2 separate regions of the Homo sapiens genome follow, and region 2 is linked to region 1. Evidence: read pairs that join two places in POLR2A ChIA-PET (ENCODE). Cell type or tissue: A673. All regions are shown on one strand. Each heading gives the region's core, and the rest is flanking DNA. Links, peaks and the distances in the headings are about the cores only. Region 1 overlaps LINC02031 (long intergenic non-protein coding RNA 2031). Region 2 overlaps LINC01994 (long intergenic non-protein coding RNA 1994).

Evidence for each region. ChIA-PET counts read pairs that join two places held together with the same protein. Peaks named below come from ENCODE experiments on the same cell type or tissue, not always from the same donor. Only the 100,000 strongest peaks of a DNase experiment are listed, where the experiment ranks them.
Region 2: POLR2A ChIA-PET joins it to region 1 with 7 read pairs; 2 of 35 experiments call an interaction of 5 or more read pairs at or near these places.

What each region holds. Positions count from the first base shown.
Region 1 is chr3:182,667,888-182,673,270 of GRCh38, reverse strand. LINC02031 (long intergenic non-protein coding RNA 2031) reads right to left here. Exons shown (of 5, transcript XR_427440.3): 5 at 1-1,190. Among named protein-coding and RNA genes, the nearest start is that of LINC02031, 26 kb to the right of the region's middle. In A673, for the core only: no CTCF peak of the experiment used is centred there; no DNase peak of the experiment used is centred there.
Region 2 is chr3:182,477,464-182,482,846 of GRCh38, reverse strand. All of the region lies in intron 1 of LINC01994 (long intergenic non-protein coding RNA 1994), which reads left to right. Among named protein-coding and RNA genes, the nearest start is that of LINC01994, 6.2 kb to the left of the region's middle. RefSeq lists a silencer at 2,532-2,826. In A673, for the core only: no CTCF peak of the experiment used is centred there; a DNase peak (open chromatin) is centred at 2,846.

The DNA of each region.
Region 1 (5,383 bases), core at 264-5,263:
TGGCAGACTCAGTGACGGCATTGCTATTGCCTTCATATTTATGGAGACATTTTTGGTTTCAAGATGGTATACTGATTTCCAAAATGATTCCAGGTTTCTGTGGCCCTGTGGAATACAATGAATCCATAGAAACATGACACTTTTTAAAACATTGTATGTTAACATTTTAATATACAGTATGCTATGAGCTTTAACTTAAAATTCTAATTTTTATTTACTGTGATTAGTGTATTATGTTATTATGGAGTAATGTGGAGTTTACTGGGGGCATAAGCAGTAAAAGTGACCTATGGCTGACATACTGTATCTTTAATAAGCTACAGATGACATGAGTCTCTTCTCATAGGGGATATTGGCTTTCTGTATATAATTAATAACAAGAAAACTGTATCCTGACTTTAAGGTCTGCAGTAGCATCCTGGAACAAAAAGAGCCATAAATTAGCATCAATTATGTATTAAAGTTCCAATTAACCTGGCTGACACTGATATACTTTAACAAGGCACATTTAGATAAAAGAAAAAACTCTCTAATTACTTGGAACAGGACCTTATGACCCACTCTACTCTTTTATCCCAATTCCAACCCAATAAAGAATGAAGTGAGAGGGAGAAAATTCCACAAAGGGTGACGATACAACATCAGAAGATATTCCCTGGGATACTCTTTTACCATCAAAAACTCTCCATGATGAATATTTTATTGTATTTGGATTCCTAAAAACACACACAGACATTGAAGAAGAAGGGTATTTTAAAGTTGGAAATGGTGGCATCTTCTGAGATTTCCCACTAGAACTCATTGTGCACATTATAAATATTTAATGTGAATTCTCCTCTCCCACCCCCAGTCTGCCTGGACCTGCTTTGGACACATTCTCTAGAAAGGGAGCTTGGTGGTCACAATCCCTTCTGTATTGCTCACTCTCCTGGCCCCCCAAATCTTTGGACAGCCTTCCTGTTTTCTATTTGATTTAGGAAGAGCATTCTGGTCCCCGGTCCCCATCTGTTCTCCAGGTGGCTCTTTGGATGTTGTTGTTCTCTGTTTTCTGTCCACTGCCTGGGCATCTTGCCCACTTAGTTCTCTTGGTCCTCGTGCTCCTCCTGGTGTCGCCTGGTCAGTTAGCTTCATCTACAATTGCATATGTAACTTCTAGGCTGCACACGGCATGCACTGAAGTATTTCTTCATCTGAAACCACAGAAATAGCAGATGAAGATATTCATAGAATGGATGAGAGAAAAAAATGCAGAGATTGTGGGCGACAGGGAGGGAGTGGGAGCAAGGCAGATTCTACTAGCTGAGGAGGCAGAGGAGGGAAGGACATAAAGAATAGAATAAGAAGTGATTTGTCCTTATCACACTTTTATCTTTCTGTGGATCATTATCAGATATTACAGTCATTTGCTTTCCTACAGCAATCTCCCATTAGACACTCGCTCATTTCTTGACATAGTTTCCTGAGTCTGTGCTCTAACTCACCCTCCACAGGAGATGGAGGAGCCTTGTCTCATTTCTCTCACTTACCCTTTATTCAGCCAGGCTTCCCTGCTCCTTCTACCCCTCCCCCCACCAAATAGCACAAGGCATAAATACTTTCTTCAAGGCTCTTCCCTGCTTACATCCAAAATGAGATCGACTTTTTATAGACATGAATGAACTCAGCTTTTAGCCAAATATGAAATAAAAAATCAAGAAATGCATCTAAATAAAGCAGAATTTCTACTTATACATTTGAATAAATATATCCAAGTTCTTTCAGGGCCACAGATATAGTGAATAGATACTTAGATCTATCTAAGTACTAAGTAAGTATCTAGAACAGATGCTTATGAATAGAGATGAAAGTAGACGTACAGAATTTAAATTTGTCAACATATGTGGCCAGTGAAATGGTCCCAAGTATAACTCTGACCACGTGTTTTTTTGTTTTTTTTTTTGCAAAGGAAAGTGATAGTAAAGGCATAAGATGTAGGATGTTAGTGCAGCTTGGGGGCTGGGATCTAAGGTTAACTGGCTTGAGCTGAGGCTGACTGGGGAAGGGCAGCTGCCCTACAGCCACGTAAAGGCCCCAGGAACTTCCTTCAAAATCTGAATTTTTGCCCTTAGCCCATTTTGGTCTATGTGCTCAGGTTCAGGGCTTCCAATTGTTTTCTTATCGCCAATTTTGTGTTTTTCTGACCTTGATCTGACAACTTAACTCTATCCTACAGACTTTGTCTGCTTCATTGTAAATATTAGTTCAAGGATAAACAGGAAAGTCTTATAAGTCTCCAAACAGAAAGGACAAGTTACTTAAAAAAGTGAAAAGAGGTAGCGTGTCGTTCTTCTTTTCATTTGAAACATGGAAGCCGGAAGGCAATGACATATAGCCTCTACAGAAAACTGAGATGAAATCATCGTAATCTAATTTATCTGAGAGAAAAAGGCAAGAAACCAGTGAAACTTTGCTCCAAATAGTGGATTCAAGCCACCGTGATCTCTCACCTGGACATTCAGATCACAATGGTCCCATCACAACACTTCCGTGCTCAAGACCCCTTAGAGGTTCCCATCTCTCCTTTTCTCTCTCTCTCTGTCCTTTCCTTCCTTCCTTCCTTCCTTCCTTCCTTCCTTCCTTCCTTCCTTCCTTCCTTCCTTCCTTCCTTCCTTCCTTCTTTCCCTCCCTCCCTCCTTCCCTCCCTCCTTCCTTCCTTCCTACCTTCCTTCCTTCCTTTTTCCTTCCTCTTTCTTTCTTTCTTTCTTTTTTTTGAGACAGTTTCGCTCTTGTCACCCAGGCTGGAATGCAATGGCACAATCTCGGCTCACTACAACCTCCGCCTCCTGGACTCAAGTGATTCTCCTGCCTCAGCCTTCTGAGTAGCTGGGACTACAGGCGCACGCCACCACGCCCAGCTAATTTTTGTATTTTTAGTAGAGATGAGGTTTTACCATGTTGGGCAGGACAGTCTCGATGTCTAGACCTTGTGATCCACCTGCCTCAGCCTCCCAAAGTGCTGGGATTACAGGTATAAGCCACCGCACCTGGCATCTCCTTTCCTTTTGAACAGTCTCTGATCCTTCTCCCCTTGCTCACACCCGCCAGTCACAACACCTGCCTTGCATCTGGCCTAGAACACACTTTGCCCAACTCCACATGGCTCCCTCCCTTCCTCAGGTCTTTGTTCAGGTATTATCTTATCAAGGAGGCCTTCTCTAACCCCCTACATTTTAATAAAATGGCAACTCTCTTCTGGGTCATTCTCTATCTGCCTTATTCACTTTATTTCCTATAAGTTATAGCACTTATCTGCTTACCTGTGTTTGTTTATTGTATCTCTTTTTCCCACTAGAATATGGGCACTGTAAGAATGGAGGACTTGTTTGTTCACTGCTGTCACTGAGAACAGACCCTTAGTAAGCTCTCATCATTTTTTGAAAGAAGGGAAAGGGTCCTATACCCAGCTAAGATATTCTTTTGTCATGAAGAATTAAAAAAAAATACATTGATATGCAGGAACTGAGAGAGTAGTTTGCCCACAAACCCCATTTAGATTTGTGAGAAAACCTTGGAATCATCTAGAATGCTTGTTAAAAAAGAATAGATTCTCAGATTCCAACCCACATCAACAGAGTCAGAATTTCCAGGGGAAAGTCTTGGAATCTGAATATTTCAAACTATTATATTGAATATTTCCAAAGGCCTCTTTCAATTCCTTTCATAAGGCAAACTTGGAAAACTGTAAGTCTAATCTTACAACAAATGAATCTGAATAGACTTTCAGTAGCAATAATTGTAGTATATGTATGTGTCTGATTGCATATAATATATTGTCTATCAATCAAGCAAGAATTTAACAGGAAATTTGCAATATATAAATCTTATGTAAGGATTCTTGAAGTAAAACAGATTTTTGTTATCTGACCCATTATTTAAATTGCTCATTTTTCATTACAGTTTCAATTACAGTTAGTCCAGTTGTGTTTCAGTACTAAGTTCCTTTTATCAACAGACAGATGCAGCTGGAAATGCATAGACATGATACTGTACTTGCTAAAATGAGCTCATCTGTTCATTTTAGAGTAGGAGGGAGGAGAGGAGAGGAATTAGATACATGAGTCTAACTGGTAATACTTATGTAAGACATACTAGGATTCTGTAGCAGACATTTGGTACAAGGGCAAATTGCCCTATTCCCTAATAGTCTTTGAGAGTATCATTGTGATACAGCATGGTACCACAACTGATAATTATATTGATTCTACATATTGGAGAAAAAGGCTCACAATACTCAATTTATTGTTAAAATGATTAAAAGAGGTTAACATAAAATACTGTTTGATAATTAAAGCAAACAATTTGAAAATAAAATTATGGTAAAGATTCATTCTTGAGTATCAGATGAGTAAGATAGTATTGCATAAAATAAGATCCTGGAAAACAATATGCTTATAATCTTGGTGAAGAGACGAAGCATGTAAAAACATGAAATAATTAAAGAGTAATGAAACAGTGTCTTGTACAAGTTACCTAATCTCTCTGATTCACACAGTATCCTCACCAACAAAATGGATATAATAATGAAAATCTCCCAGGGAGGTTTGAAGATTAAAGGAGATGATTTATGCCCTTGGGAAATGGCATATCATGCCACTGACTGAGGAAGAGCAGAAGTTCAGAAAAAAAAGCGATGGCTGAAGATCAACATAGACAGACAGGGAAGCCTTTATAGAGATGGAGAGATCGAAGCTTGCTCTTGGAGAAAAAGGAGATGAGAATTCTAGGTAGCAGGCTCAGTATAAGCAAAGGCGTGGAGGTGGGAAAGAACATGGTGTTCTGGAAAAAGACCATCTGACTGAAGGAGTGGTCATAAAAGACAAGGCTGATAAGGCAGACATACTTTTTTTTTTCCTTTTTTCTTTCTTTCTTTCTTTCTTTTTTTTTTTTTTTTTTTTTTGAGACGGAGTCTTGCTCTGTCACCCAGGCTGGAGTGCAATGGTACAATCTTGGCTCACTGAAACCTCTGCTTCCCGAGTTCAAGCGATTCTCCTGCCTTGGCCTCCTGAATAGCTGGGATTACAGGCATCCACCACCACACCCAGCTAGTTTTTGTATTTTTAGTAGAGTTGGGGTTTCACCATGTTGGCCAGGGTGGTCTCGAACTCCTGACCTCAGATGATATGCCCGCCTCAGCCTCCCAAAGTGCTGGGATTACAGGAGTGAGCCACCGCGCCTGGCCAGATATACTTCTTTATAGTAGAAGATAGAAATAACAAAGGAGAGAAAAGAAGGGCATTCCATGATTCTACCACTCAGAGACAGCCACTTTGGTATGCTTCCTTCTAGTTGCTTTTTTCTCTACGTAAATATTTACTTTTATAACTAAAACATGACTTGGGATAAT
Region 2 (5,383 bases), core at 198-5,197, 190 kb after region 1:
AGCATGATTCGGAACTGGTAGAAGGTTAATGCAGGCAGGCTTTTCCCCCTTAGGTCTCAGCATAGTATTCTTAAATTAGACAAGAAAAGGAGAGGTTTTCTGAGTTAGGATTCTAACTAGAAAGCCTAGATCAGCCCCTTGGAGTGAAGCTTTATTCCATCAGAAAAGGAGGGAGGAGGAGAACTTGCTCTGGTTGGGAAATAGTACTGTTCAAGTGGCCCCCAAGGCAGGGCTGACTTATCCATTAGGTGCAGCAGGCAGTGTTTATGGGGCCCGCGGTACTTTTAATGTTTTAATTACATTTAAAACAAAGAAGAAAAATGAATGGAATGATAATGAATATATGATGATGATGAATTCAGTTTGCTTTATATTCATCTTTATACCAGTAGAATTGTAAAGTATAACTTTTAATTATTTTTTGGAAGAAGGGATGACGGCAAAATGCCTGGAGCCCATGAAAGTCATCACGTGGTCCTGCCCCAAAGAGGCCATTTAAGCAAGTTAAATGACTTTAGTAGACAACCTGTTTTTTTTCCCTTACTAGTGTTTTCTCACTGTAGATTCTACTTACAGTGAGTCTTTGAGAAAAAACACAAAAAACTATGTTGGTTAACAAAAGCATCAAACGCACATTCCCTCTAGGTTTCTAACAGTGCCCTGACTGGCATAGAGCTGGCATTCAACAATTGGTTATATATATTGGACATTGATTTAAAGAAAAACCATACTGATGTACTTATTCATTAAGTACAACTATTTATTGAGCATCAGCTGTGTGCCAGGCACTGTACTAGGTGCTACGGATATAACAGGAAATAAGACATTCTCCTTGAATTCAAAGAGCTTCAGAGAAAGGCAGTAAGAAGAAACACAAAAATGACATTTTCAGGAGGTAGTGGGTTGATAAAAATGAGGTGGGGGAAATCCTTGCTTTCTGAATTTCTTTTTAAAAAGTGTATCAACCTCCCAATTAAAAGAGGTTTTCCTCGATGACATTCAGACACAAGCTAAAATCGTCATAAATACATGAAACAGAGATATTGCACTGTAGATGGTAGCTAAGCTTCTTATTTAAAAATAAAGAATGTGGCCGGGCGCGGTGGCTCACGCCTGTAATCCCAGCACTTTGGGAGGCCGAGGCGGGTGGATCATGAGGTCAGGAGATCGAGACCATCCTGGCTAACAAGGTGAAACCCCGTCTCTACTAAAAATACAAAAAATTAGCCGGGCGCGGTGGCGGGCGCCTGTAGTCCCAGCTACTGGGGAGGCTGAGGCAGGAGAATGGCGTGAACCCGGGAAGCGGAGCTTGCAGTGAGCCGAGATTGCGCCACTGCAGTCCGCAGTCTGGCCTGGGCGACAGAGCAAGACTCCGTCTCAAAAAAAAAAAAAAGAAAAAAAAAAAATAAAGGATGTTTAATGATTTTTCAGTGAAAGGAGAACTGCTAAAGCTCATCTGACTGGGGTGATTTTGGCCATCCAAGCACTCAGAATTGGTGAGTGTTGTTTCTGCAGAAGGGCTAAAGCTACTGCTGGGCAGCTTTTTCCTCACTGTTGCTAAGGCCTGCTAGGAGTCATGATAAATTTTGAGATTCAACTGAAAGAAGAACAAGTTTCACGGGAGACCTCCAAGTCACTTGGTTTGAAGTAGGCACCAAAGTTAATTCATTTAGTTTCTCATGATGAGACTTTCAGGCAACATGTAGATCTTGACTGGTCCATTCATATAGCAGACATGTGCTATTACATGCCCTACACGTACCAGGCTCCGTGCTAATGTTTGGTTTTGAGAGAGGAACAAAACAGACAATGGCTCTGCCCTCATGGGGTTTAGTTTCCCATTTTCCTGTTGGAGAGGGAGAGGTAATACAAATTTCAAACAACAGACGGGGTGACTGCAGGTTTCTAAAAGTACCATTCTAGTGGCTATCTTTTATTTTGGCTTTTTGGTAACAGCAACCCAATTCTCCTTGGCATATGGTGTTATATTGGTCAAGGGATTCTGTCTTTCTCTAGCCAGGAAGTGGGCTTGTGATCCAAGCTTAATCAATCAGAATCTCTTTCCTGGAGTTTTGAGGGGCTTGGTGTTGATTCCATGAGCATGTGGCCAGATTCTGAAAAGAAGATCCCCATTGATATCGCAGTATAGTCATGAACGGCCACAATGGACTGGACCAGTGAGTTAAGGGTAACTTTTGCTTTACTTTGCCATTCGTTGGGCTGGGTTATTAAACTAGATTGACCCTAAATTCCTTTCACCTAGTGCTTCCTTTTTGGAAATCAGTAGGGATCATTCAGAAGAAGAATGTAAGCATAGACATGCTGACTGGATCAACATGGTATAATGGAAAGAGCTTGGGGTTGTACTGATTTTGGTATGCTTACTGGGCAGTTTCTTCCAGTCTAAAATTGGAAGTGTAACACCAGCTCCACAAGGTTTTTGGGAAATTTAAATCTAGAAGGCCCCATTTAATGCCCATGCCCATGAATGTCAGTTCTTTGCCCTTACCTACTTTCACTTCTCCTGCCCGAGCCCTACCACATACTGTCTTCATAAATAGTATGTTGCCAAGTTGGCTGGAAATTGTAAAATAATGGCAAAAATGTGCAATAACAACTCTGGAGAAAGAGATGAGATAGGGTTGGAAAGCTGATAAGTGAATCTTCAGCCACTTCCTCCTCCCTTCAGATAGCGTGGGTTTGGAGTGAAGTGTGGGCCGGAAATTTGACAATTGGCTAGATCTGTGGCTCGTGAACTCTGCCTGGCATGAACACTTCTATTTCAGCACATCTGTGATTGCCATATCACCAGCATTTGCAGAAATGGAGGATTAATTTTATTGTGCATTAGCTCAGCAGATCTGGTGACATAATATTGCACTACGAAGAAGGATTACTCACCAGTTTCTGGATGCTACATTTTTAGAAACTAACTCCACTTAACGATAAGTGTTGGATCTAACAACTTCCCCCTTTTCCCCACTCCCACTCTCCAATCACCCAACCAACAAATATTCCTTAATGTAAAAACCAGCTCTCATGGGACCAGATGGATACAATTTTTCTTCAGGAAAAAATTCTGGATATTTCCCCAAAGTAAAAATTTTATAATACTTCTTCATTTATTAAAAACAGATGTGCCATGTTTATAATATCACTCCAAGCCCCCCTTTTTTTGGTTTATGGAAAGCAATTTGGGAAGGTAAAATAATATAGCATTTGTGAGTCATTTCTGAAGAAAAAATGCAAAAACTGTACAGTAGTCTGCAAGCCAGACAGGGGATATGGTCATAAGGAAATATGGCTACATCCCAGGGCAAACAAAGAGGAGACTTTGTTTCTACTTCTGTCGTACATCTACTCAGGGTTTCGACATATCCTTTTTTCACCTATGACCTCCATCTGCAGAAAAAGAGACTCAGAGACAGGCTGTTAGTAAGGTCTAGTGGCTGGCAGAACTCAGTCGCACACTGCATCCTATAATCTTCCTACTTGCCACTAAGCCAGTACCATTTCCCTTACCTGTTGTCTTTTTTAAAGAACTTTTCCCCCATCCTCATCTAGGCTACCTCACAGAGCCTTCTTTTTCTCCAGGTAGCACACCTTAAAAACTATTCCTTCCTTTCTCTATAGCCTCTTTGTCCATTCTGTCATTTCTACTTGCTGATGTTTAACCAGCTGCTGGGCTACTGTGTCACTTAGGTAGCTGTATTTAAAGTCCATGGAGTGCGGAGTATACAGTGAGTAGGGCCCTGTGGACAAATGCAGAAATGAAATGTGCGTGTGCGTGTTCTTTATTGGGTGCTTATTGCATGCCAGGCACTGCCCTAAGTTAGTTTTTAGAGTTCGTTGTATTTAATTTTCACAATTTTCTATGCGGTATGAGTTTGGACAGACCTGCATTTAAACCCTGCTCTATCATTTACTTGTAAAAATATGTAAGCTTTAAGTAGGCAGTATCCATATTTTTATGGCTAATTCCTGTAATTTCTATTTGTATGGTTCAACAAAACAGCTTTATCTCTTATATAGCCAGGGAAGATTTTTAAAAAAATTATTAAAAATATTCTGTCAATATTCTTTGTATTTGAAGCTCTGATGGCAAAACTGGATATATGCCATATTCATTTTTTTAACAACATAAAGTACAAAGAAAGTGATAAAAAGTACACAAACTGCTCTAATTTAGTCTATGCAAGGAGCAGACAGTAAAATATAATGGTCTACTTATTCTTCTGTGATTGACAGCCAATCCTTGGAGCAATTTGCACTCTGATCAGATAGCAGGTTTTCTCCCATAACCTTGAGGTCCAAGTCTCTCTGCCCTTTATTGTGAAATTGTCTGCCCTTTGACCCTTTGAAAAGGTGGAGTCCCACATCTTCTAAAAGCCTTCCCTCAGTCCTGCACTGATGTGTACAGTAAATGACTGATTGTCTCCATTATATGACCATGGCAGGCACAGAGAAATACCTAACTCATTTTAGCAAAACTTATCCTAATTGGAACCATAATCAAAGATAACTGGAATACTCCAGAAACTTACCTGGAGACCTGGATTTGGTGTCTTTTGAAGTTTTGGTAAAATAAGTGGTACCTTCTTTATGCTCGTATTTTCTTTCCTTCCAATAGGGGAGTGAGGAAGAAAAAAAAAATTGAAAGGAAAGCTAAAGCATCTCTTCTTGCACAACCTTCCCTTCTCTCTTTCTCTGTAGCAGAAGGTGACACTGGGCTGCTGGGCTGGTTCAGAGGATTATGCACATAAAGTCCTTATCACCTGTGCTATTTAAAGTGGAATGGAAAAGTGCAGCTGAAAACATCCTGGGGGAAGCATTCTTTCCTAGGGCAGCCAAGGTACTTTTCATCTTCACCTGAAGGCAGCCCTCACCCAATTTAATACATCATTTAGTTCAGCATTAGTGAAAAAATCCTCCCCAGGCCTGCTCACAATGACCCTAGGGCTCCATAGAAAAAGACTGAGAAGGAGGGTTACCAGTTTTCACTTCCTCGGTTAGAAGTAGTAAAGGTAAACTGCAAACGTGGACATGGAGCCAAATGAGGAGGTTGAGGAGTGCAAGCTTTAAATGACAGAAAAGTGCTTTCTTTAAAGCTTCTGGGTCCTACCACCCAGCAGATAGGAGGAGAGCCTCAGATATAGTGACAGGTATGTAGGAAGGAAAGAAGGAAGGGAGGAAGAAAGAAGGAAGGAAAAATTACTGAGAACCCACTATGTTAAGTCTTTTGGCATTCTATCAGCTTCACAATACCATTTATGCTTTTATTATTCAATTGTAATTTTACAGAGTAGCAAACGCATACTCCAAAGAGTTGGGTAATTTCTCCAAAAATGCACACTAGCAAGGACAGGAACAGGAATTGAACCTA